Linked DNA regions of Homo sapiens: region 1 is linked to region 2. The links are chromatin contacts, found by Hi-C or POLR2A ChIA-PET in ENCODE. All regions are on one chromosome and are shown on one strand. The core of a region is the stretch at or near the end of the contact, and the rest is flanking DNA. Distances in the headings are between cores, read along the strand shown.

Region 1 (5,653 bases), core at 638-3,137, 420 kb after region 2:
CCAGAAGTCTTTGTTAGGATGCACAGTTCTTTGCTCACTCTGCCTGGGACAGTGGCTCAACATCTCCAGTCCCCTTTGAGTTACCTCCAGAAGGTTCAGGAAGAGCCTTTCCCTCCAAAATGTTCATAGCATTTGATCTACCTTCTCTAAGATAAGCAGCTTTTGTCACATTGTACCTAGGGTAAAGATTTGTAATGCCTTAACTCTATGCCATCTGTATGCTTCCTGCGGACAGGATATGCTTCTAATTTATCAGATTCCCTTAAGAAACTACACCATGATGCACTTCTCAAAGTATGCTCTTAACTAATACTTATGGGAGGAAAAAAGGAAGGAGAAGGAAAAGGAGGGAGGAAGGAAATCGTGTAATTGCAGAAAGTTTATGTCTGGGACCCTTGTGTAATAATGTTAAATAATACTTTGACTTTTACGCCATTTTTCTATATACAAAATTCTTTCACATCTATTTTCACCACTATCCTGATATTGTTTGCATGATGTGTAGTATGTATGTTTTTAATGTGTGTGCATATTGTTTGTCTCTCACACATACAGCAGCCCCAACACTGACAAATCCAAATTCTATGAGTACAGGGAGTTTGTTGTGTTCACTGCTGTATCCCCAGCACCTTGAACAGCACCTTTCAAGGAGGAAGAACCTAATTCATGTTTGTTAGAAGAATGAATGACAATATTGTCTTATTTGATCTTCACCATAATCCCGTGAAGTGAATACCGTATTCATACTGTATCCTCGTTTTTTTGCAGATGGCAAAACTGAGGCCTTGAGACCTGCTCAGGTTTGCATAGCTAGTTTTTGGCCATGGCAAGATTTGAATTCAGGTTTTTCTATTTCCTTATTCTCTCCTTTTTGTCTTCTGGGAATTTGCTATATTAATAGCAAAGCAAGAAATGTCACACAAAGAAAAATTGTTTCCAATTTTAAATTCATGATGCATATGCAAGAAATTACTGACTTTTCAATCCAATGGTAACACAGATTGTGTGATTTTTAGGAGGAAGAGCCTTTCTTTTCCATCTCTTGCGTTTATTAGCATATGTGTCAGTGCACACACATCTACACCGTGCAGCTCTCACCTTGTACTTTTCCAGTCTGAATTCGTTTTGTAGGCTGTCCCTGCCCTGACTATCCCAGGTGCCTATCAGGGCTGTGTCTTGGTCAGGCTAAGGCCAAGCAACAGGCACCAGCATTTGTTATGGTTACCTTGGCAAGTGAATGGGGTTTGAGGGAAGCTGGAGAGCAGGCATTTCAGGAGTAGAACTAGGCCAGTCTGTTTTTGTAAAAAGTTGATATTCACCCTAATTGTAGCTCATGTTGGCAAGCGGAGTAAACACCCATGCAAATTACTAAGTTGTACTGAATGTCCAAGGATGTCAATAATCATCTTGAAATCCAAATAAATATATTTTTTACTGAAACGGAAGCCAGGCACCACATGCAGTTTCTCTCTGTCACTGGAGACAGATTTGGCACATATGCATGAGACAGAGAAGGGCAACTCTTCAGGCCCTAATGCACACAGGAAACTAGGGATGTGTATATCATACTTGGCAGCAAAATAGAGGTGGGGCAGCCATCACTTTCTGTTCTCAAGCACCTCTCTTTTTTCCTATATTTTAAAACAGGATGACCACAAAGAAGAATAAGGTATACAGTAGCATAGGATCCTAAATTAAAGCATGAGGGAAAGCTAGCATTAGTTTTTCATCTAAAGTCCATTTGGGTAGGAATGAGTCAGTGCAAAACTGTACAAAGGTGATCTTAAGTCACATGTTATGTTACCGACTCTGTGGCAATGGCTGTGAGTAGTCCAGGAACTCTCCAAGGCCTATTTTTAAATTCACTTAGACCAAGCATAATGAGGTAAAGGGATGTCTATACACATTCTCAAGTTTAGTTCTCTGACCGTGAGTCAGACTGTGGGCCATGGACCTGGGCGTCTCAGTGGTAGCAGGACTCATTTTTTCCCCTTTTCTTTCTCATAAATGACTTAGGAGACACATTGGAGAACCCTATGTGCTCCTTTTACTGGAATTATCTTTTAAGGAAGTACTGATTTCACCTCCTGTACATGGTTTGCTGAGATGGCCTATTGGGGTTTCCCACCAGTCCACAACTGGAAGTTTCTATTTGCACATTTTGACTGCTAGTTCTATATTTAGTCAAAAGCCTGCCTTTTGCCTGGTTTCTTAGGGAAATAGTCTGTAGGAGTTGCTGTGTCCATTTGCCTTGTTCACTTGGGTATTTATTTGACTGTATACCCTGATTATTTCCTAAATTAACAAAAAGGCACAGGGCCCCAAATGAAGGAAGACCCCTTGTAATTTGTTAAAAAATAAGTTTATGAAAATGTGTCGTCAGGAAATCAGAGTTGTGTTGCGGGGTGGGGAGCATGATATACATTTGTGTTTGTATGTTTCTAATTGTCTACAGATTTATGGCCTACTGTAACAAAGCCATTGTAAGTGTACAGTGGGAGGGTCAAGAAACCTTATTCTATGGATTCAAACACATTATGCATACAATTTACACGTAGGCACAAAAATATCCCTTCAAAGACCCTCCAATAAGCTATGGTATAGTTGAGGAAACACTAGACTTGAAGTCGGGAAACCGGAGTGTTGTCATTTTAATCTCAGGCTATATCTTTACATGAACAAGAGAACTTTGTGTTATTTTTCATATTCGAACTCTTTGTGCTGAAGATTCTGCAGTCAAACTGCAAGACACATACGCATTGGCTGATCAGAAATGACATAACCATTCTTACTGCACTGAGTTGATATTCAGTCAATAAACAGTCTAATCTCGGTTAAATGTTTGCATATTTTTAGACTTTTAAAAATTTGAAATCAGCCTCTCAAGTTCCATTAGACAGTTTTATCACGGACACATCAAGTTCCATGTACAACAGGCTGAGAACCATTAAGCTACAAAATTTCTAAAATTTTCTCCAGGTTCTCAGTTGCTAAATTCTCTCTTGAACATTTTTGGGGATAAAAAACTGGCAGAGAAAAAGAAGAAAGTACACCTTTTTACATTATGAAACACCTATGTTCACCTTATCCATGGAGTTATGCCAGTGACCTAATGCCTATTAAGTTCTTCCATGTTCCAAAGGTCTTTCTGTACTTGAAAACTCATAGGTGAGTCAGGTCCTTCACTGATAGCTTATAGCTAAAAACCACTTGGGAGAGGGGCTGTCCAGGTCTTATGTCAAAACTTTGTCCCATACGCTGTTAGTGTTAGAAATGGAGCCGTCAGCAAATAGAATCTGTTGTTTCATTTAATTACTTTTCAATATGCCATTACCAGAAATTTTTATGTAAATACATATTTTATTCCCTGAGGCTTGTCAATCTGAGACCAAAATTATACAACACTGAAAAAAAAAAAAACAAAATTTTCTTTTTACTAGTTCTCTCCCTGTGTTACTGTGTCATCTCTCATGCATGGTATAGGATGATGATGGTGCTCAAACTTAGCCAAAGACTCTTTTGTTGGTATTCAATTGGCAGAATTAATGAAACAAATATTTTAAGATCCCTGAATATGTGCTAAAAGCATATAACTACACTACTGGCTAGTCAGTAATTGGTGCCTCAGAAGAGTTAGGTATTTATTCATTTACCAAATACTTATATGTCAAGCACTGTTCCATGTGTTTTCTTAACCCATGTCATTGTTAAAACAACCCTTTGAAATGTGGGTACTGTGATTATTTCCATTTTGCATTGAGGAAGCTGAGGCACAGAGAAAGTAAGGAACCTGCCCAAGGTCATACTATCAATTGTAGTGGTGCAAGACAGTGGGCTCTGAAGTATGTTCTCTCTATGACGACACTGTGCTCTGAGGGAGTGAGAGAAGGAGGACATTGTTTGGGGCCCAGTGAATTAATGAACAAGATATCTGACTAGGATCTGAAGACTAGCAGAATTGACCCTACAGAGAATGTTTGACCCTACAGAGAATGGCTGGCTGTTGGTGTTCACAGCCGTGAGCATAGTGTGGTCCACAGCCTCGGTGTGGAAAATGGTCTCTGTGGTTGAATTGAGAGAAGAGCAAATGAACTGGTCTGGAATAGGGTGTACACGTAAGTAGAAGATAAGATTGAAAACAAATTTAGTGCCAAAATCTGAGGGACCTTGAGCCCCATGCCAAAGAGTCTGTATACCTTATCTAATTTGTTTAATGGGGCCACTAGGCAATTACGGGTCCGGGACCCGCATGGCAAGAATGCCTTCCATCCACAGCAGCCCTTGATGTGAGGTCAGAAAGCTAACTGCTAAACTTGCAGTCCTGAGGGAACACCCTCAAATGGATAAACCCAGCTAAGCAAGCTGGACCATTTCCTTGGGAATTATTCACCTCTCAATCAAAGAAGGAAACTTCCCAAATTCAATCCATTTGCCTTAACGTGGTGTCCCATTACCACGAATACTGAGTTGTATACATTCTTCCCTAGCTCCCTTGAACAAGCTTCTCTACTACTTTTCTTAAAAAAAAAATTACCCATTTATGACTTATTTATTATTTATCCCCTTCCTATAAGGGAATGTCCACTCTTTGAGATCCTCATTCTTCCTCCATCATGATGATGTGATGATGTAATGATGTAGTCAAGGCGCTTCCCTGGCCTAATGTGTATGAGGGCAGGCTTTGAAGTTTGACAGTCTTAAAGCTAGAGTGGTGTCATGCATTGCTCACCTCTCTAATCCCAGATTTCCTCCTCTGTATAATGGGATAAATACCTTTCCTATGAACATTTTCAGATTTTTAAATATTAATAATTCATATGAAATACTCAGCCCAGAGCTCTGTACAAAATATATTACTCAATAAATGTAGCCATTGATATTATTAATAATATTATTAAATATTGAGAATGAATTCTACCAAAGTGCATGGCACTTCCAGTGGCTGATTCTGTTTTATGTAGCCACAGGCCTTTACCAAAGGCAATGGCAATAAAGAGAGGGCACAGCAAGATCTATACTCCTTTAAACTAAGGTAACCCACTTCAGTTAGTCCCCACAGCTTCTCTTGCAACTCTTACCCTATTAGCTGTTTCTGGGGAGAAATTTAATGGGCATAGATACTGGGTGGATAGACCATACCCCAGTGATACTCCAGAGAGTGAAAAAGAGAAGTTAACACAGGGCGTGACTTCCTATGTTTAACTTGCAGTTCTTATCTTACGTTGCCCATCAGAATTATCTGTGGCATATTCTAACCATATTCTTCCTAGGCCTCACCCCTAGAGATACTGAATTAATTGTTCTTGTGGGTAGAGTCACTGTTATGCTTTAAGCTTCCCAAGTGATTCTGATGGGCAGCCAAGACTAAGAATCTATGATTTAGATAGAAGATGGGAAGCCGAGGGAGGCCATGGGAAAGCTCTGATGGTGAGTATGGGAAGAATCAACATAAAACAAGCACTCAACAAGTGTGCATCTAGTTGAAGCCTTGCTTCTCCTGCATTTGTTATCTCAGTGTGCTATTTAAAAGCAGCACAAAAAACAAGGAGTGAAGACCTTGATATCAAGGATGTGAAAGCTACTTCTAATCTTCAAACAGATATTAGGCAGGGGCTTTAAGACTTCAACTTGAGAGAAAAGCTAAGGCACCTGG
Region 2 (5,003 bases), core at 1,152-3,651:
GTAATCCCAGCACTTTGGGAGGCTGAGGCGGGCAGATGGTTTGAGGTCAGGAGTTTGAGAGCAGCCTGACCAACTTGGTGAAACCCTGTCTCTACTAAAAATACAAAAAAATTAGCAGGGCGTGGTGGTGCATGCCTGTAGTCCCAGCTACTCAGGAGGCTGAGTCAGGAGAATCCCGTAGTCCCAGCTACTCAGGAGGCTGTCAGGAGAATCCCTTGAACCCGGGAGGCGGAGGTTGCAGTGAGCTGAGATAGTGTCACTGCACTCCAGCCTGGGCCACAGAGCGAGACTCCATGTTAAAAAAAGAAATGTTTCTGAGCACTAAAGACAATTTGAACAAGGCAGAAAAGTACAAATAGGAAAACAATAATCTTACTAGATTGTTTGTTTTTGAGACAGCATCTCCCTTTGTCATCCAGGCTGGAATGCAGCAGCACGATTATGGCTCACTGTAGCTGCGAACTTCTGGGCTCAATCAACCCTCCCACCTCAGCCTTCTAAGTAGCTGGGACTATTCTGTAGTGATAATCCTTGTTAAAGTTTTGGAAAATACCTTTTTTAGAGTCTCTCTTTCTCTCTACACAGACACACACACACACATACACACATGCAACTTTTATGTGAATGACGGCATTTACAATTTACGTAAATTACTGCAGGTGCTATCATTTATTTTTTTCACTCAGCAATATGCCTTGAAAAAATTTTAAGTCAATCAACATACAGATATTTGTCATCTTTTAAATAGCTATAGATTTTCGCTCAGACTCAAAGTCTAATTTTTAAAGAAGTGACTGTTATATTTAAATCATATATAGCTTCATGATGAAAAAAGGAAAAACAATTCTTGGGACCGGACATGGTGGCTCATGCCTGTAATTCCAGCAGTTTGGGAGACCAAGGTAGGAGAATTGCTTGAGGTCAAAGGTTTGAGACCAGCCTGGGCAACACAGTGAGACCCTGTCTCTCCAAAAAAAAAAAAAATATATATTAGCTAGATGTGGTGGCACATATCTGTAGTCCTACCCACTCAGGAGGCTGAGGAGGTGGGAGGATCGCTTGAACCCAGGAGTTTAAGGCTGCAGTGAGCTAGAACGGTGCCATTGCACTTCAGCTTGGGTCACAGAGTGCAACTCTGTCTATAAAACAAAGACAAAAGCACCACAGTTCGTTAGATATAACTGAATATTATCTTCATTTCCTACTGTAGTGGTTCTTAGAAAGGTTGTTTCTTAAGTTAGAAACTGTTGCCTAAGTATTTAGGATGTGGCAGGCACTGTGCTACATGCTGGGGTTGACGAATGCATGGGATTCGGCTCTCTCCCAGGCTGGTGGGAAGAGGACACATCTAGAAGCCAGGGTATATACCCCGAAGGGGTTTGAGGCAGTGCAGAGTTGATGATGATGGTCTCCAGCCTGCCTTTCCTTTACAAAAATGAGGAGACTGCATCTCACATTGCCAACGAGCTGCTTGACTCTACCGATATTCCCTACCAAGCACGATTATGGGTAGTCTTAAAATTCTTAATAATAAAATAGATATTGAAAATAGTGTTTTTTTTTTTAACAGTGAAAGTAATATGTACTCATGTATAGGTTTTCAATATACAGGAAACTATAAAATGAAAAGGATTGTACCTGTAATCCCACCCCTTACAGCTAACTACTGTGACATTTTATTTGTAGAAGTCCATTTTGCTATCAGACCTCAAGTTTTAAAATCTTAACTCACCCTCTGTAACCTAGTTCTCAGCTCTATTTTATGTAACGTTTTTAAAGGATTCAAGATTTAAAATAAACTTATCTCACCCCAAATGCACTTGTATATTTTTGACACCCCCTCATCTCTCTCTCTCTCTTGTCTCTCTCTCTTCTCTGTCTCTCACTCTATCTCAGTTCTCTTTCTCCTCTTCTTTCTCTCTCTCCTCTCTCCTCTCTCTGTCTTTCTCTCTCTGTCTCACACACACACACGGGGAAAAAAAATCACTCGAGTTAAGAATCAGTCTCTCATTTTACAGATAGGAAAACTGAAATCTAGAACTTGTCTGAAATCATGTTAAAAAAAAAAAAGTGGTAATCTGTGCTCGAACCCAGGTCTCCTGAATTTTCGTTCAGTGCTTTTTCCATTCTACAGTGATGCCTCCTTACTAGGTCATAGAAACAGTGGCAGAGGGAGAAAAGGAAAAATACGTCAGCTCCAAAGAGTGCAGTTTTTTTTTTTCTGTGTCCTTTAGCTGAGCTATTTTTGTGACTATTCAGTACATGTACAATGCTGCCTCTTGGAGTGTTCCGGCTAGACTAAGAGGCCATTCACTGCTGACTGCAGCCATGCCATCCCTCCATGGAATCCTCGGCCCGGAAATCAGATGGGAACAAACTATTCCAATATACAAATCAAATTTCAGAGTCTGAGTGTACACAGAAAAATTACTGGATATCCTGTTGGACTATGTACATAACAATGACACAGTGATTTATGAGGGTATGATGGGGCAGAGGGTAGCGGGTGATGTTGGAGTTGATTCATCACTTAAGCGCTAATCCATTCACCAGCTCCAGTCAGACTTCAACACAAATGCCAAATTATTCATCTTCCCTAAATCCAACCCTATTATTTTCTCTCTCAAAACCTTCAGTTGCTTCCTTTTGCATATGGAAGAGAGCGTGGACTCCTCCATCTGGCATTTAAGGCTTTCTATGATCTGTCCTCCCAGACATTGATAGGCTGTGGAGATACAGTAAGGTAGTTGTTATGAGCCACACCTTGCAGCCAGGCTGCTCCAGCACCAAGCAACACTTTCCCCGGGAGGTTGCTGCACCTCCCTGCTCCTCACTTTCCTCATTTGTGGAATAGGAATAGGGTCATTGTGAGAATTAAATAAGTTAATATTTGTAAAGGGTTTAACAGTGACTAGCTCATAATCCGTCACGTAGAAAGTTTTTTCTTAGCTCATTTAATAAGTACCTTTCTAACCCATCACTGATAGCATTTTTCTTTTGCACCAGACTTCTTTCTAGTCATTGCTGGGAGCGTCCTCTCATTTTCCTGCCTCCCTGTAGCTGTCACTCTCACTCCTAAACTGTTGGCGTTCTCATTTTGGCTTGCCCAAATCTTACGCATTCTTTTAAGTCCATGTTCAAGTGAATCCTCACTGATTTTGTTCTTCATTCATCCCCTTAACAGACTTTTATGGAGGGTCTACTGTGTGCAAGGTGTATTATGTAGGAAGCCTTCCACAGTTCCCAGAGCTAGGTGAGCTCTGTCATGTAGGCCTGTCTTGTACATATCACCTTCGACATTGCTGAGCAGTTTGTGTTGGACATGTTTGATCTCCTCCCCTAGAATATAAACAGCTGGAGAGTAGGATGCTTATTAGTAGGTGCTTATTAAGCTTTCTTTAAAATGAGTAAGTGCACATGCTACCTTTTATAGATCTGTTACCTTCTAATGAAGGCAAGAACAATAGGAACAAACATTAGTTTTGTGTGTGTGTGTGAGAGAGAGAGAGACAGAGAGGGAGAGAGAAAGAGAGAGAGAGATTTTGAATGGGAATAATTATGAGGCCACATCTGAGGGCAAATAACCACTTCCAAGTTGAAGAAAGGCAAGGAGAAGACAGGAATGAGAGGAGAGCTGTAGCAGTCAAAGGAAACGGGATGAGAATATGTTATTCTCTGAATCATAAAGCATTTGCTCTGAGAAATGTTTTTCCTTAAGTGGTATAAAATGTAAAATGAATTGGGTCTTAGTTTTTCTTTTCCTCTTTAGGAGGTTGGAGCTGATTTTTAAAATGAGGTAGGGGAGGGAGGTGGGGTTTGGAGAAAGAAAGTGAAAATTGTTTTCTGAAACTCTGTTTGTCAAATAACTCTCTGGAGAGAAAGTTCAGAGGGTGAGGGCCTGCCAAAGCTGACCAGCAGCACACAGGCCAAATCGTTCTTTCGTCATTGTCCTGGTCACTTCCCCACCCCTGTTCGCCACCCCCAAACACCTTTTTTCTTCTCTCTCTCTCTCTCTGTGTGTGTCTCTCTCTCTTTCTTTTCTTTCCTTTTTTTTCTTTTTATAACATATGAATATTATAAGTAAGTAGCTGGAGAAAATAAAAAAGCAAAACAAAACACAAAGTAAGCAGATGATTTCAACCTGCAATTATTTGTCAGGTCATAAAAATGATGTGTCTTAGATTTATTTACCTGATCTCCTCATCTGTTTTCCACTGGAAGCCTTCTGCTCGCGTCACCCTTCTTCATTTAGTTCCCCAAACTTCCACCCACTTTCTGACTCAAAGCAGGAGAGAAGCATTGAACAAAACCACTGGATTTGGAGAAGAGAGAAAAGCAGCTTTTAAGAACTGACTTTAGAGGTTTAGCACGAATTAAATTCCTGGTCTTTTCTTTCTGCAGATTTTTCAGCTATTGTTGTTGTTTGTTTTGTTTTGTTTTGTTTTATGTTTCTTGAGTTTATCGCTAAAGATGCTTTTCCGTGGATGGCACAAAAGTTCAGCTATGGCCATGTGCTTACTGAAGGCCTGTATATGGAGGCATCACAGTGGCTGGCCTTGAAGAAATTAAGATAGTGAAAGAGGACCCCTGTCTGCGAAGAAAGAGCTCATGTTTGTGTGTGTGCTCATGCTTTGGGTGCTACAAGGAGACTGGTGTCTGGGGAAGGGAGGAAGGGTGATGGTTACAGGTATAGGTAAATAAGTTTTCCAACAGTTAACAATACTTGGAGACAAGCTACAGAGTGATCAATGCTAGAGTTAGGAACGCTGTGAGAAGGCAAGGTGTTCTGTTTGTGCCATTGGGGAGGGCTTTGCTGTGGGGATTGGGGGAAGGATATTGTTTTAGGCTTTGCTAGATGGCTAGGACTTTAACAAATAAGAAAGAAAGAGCTGAGTCTTTAAGACAGAGGGAATAGCAGAGACATGAAAATATCTAGAGAGATTGGGAGTGGGAGGCTGAGTCTGGAGGTGAGATATCTGTATCCAATCAGAGAAGTTTCCTAT

The links. A loop is a pair of places that touch in the nucleus more often than their neighbours do. ChIA-PET counts read pairs that join two places held with the same protein, here RNA polymerase II (POLR2A). Pooled maps may share reads with other maps.
Region 1: a map of PC-9 shows a loop between it and region 2 (4-fold over the local background). The contact joins two enhancer-like sites. A Hi-C loop is called at or near these places in 1 of 168 maps with a recorded cell type or tissue (PC-9) and 3 of 50 pooled maps. POLR2A ChIA-PET finds 5 or more read pairs at or near these places in 1 of 52 experiments (PC-9).

The regions. Positions count from the first base shown.
Region 1 is chr3:188,681,329-188,686,981 of GRCh38, forward strand. All of the region lies in intron 7 of LPP (LIM domain containing preferred translocation partner in lipoma), which reads left to right. Among named protein-coding and RNA genes, the nearest start is that of MIR28, 4.6 kb to the right of the region's middle. Within about 2 kb of position 1,888, at least 9 of the 41 ENCODE cell types and tissues checked have a DNase peak (open chromatin) inside an H3K27ac peak, as active enhancers do.
Region 2 is chr3:188,260,775-188,265,777 of GRCh38, forward strand. The region is part of intron 2 of LPP (LIM domain containing preferred translocation partner in lipoma); the gene reads left to right. Among named protein-coding and RNA genes, the nearest start is that of FLJ42393, 85 kb to the left of the region's middle. Within about 2 kb of position 2,402, at least 19 of the 41 ENCODE cell types and tissues checked have a DNase peak (open chromatin) inside an H3K27ac peak, as active enhancers do.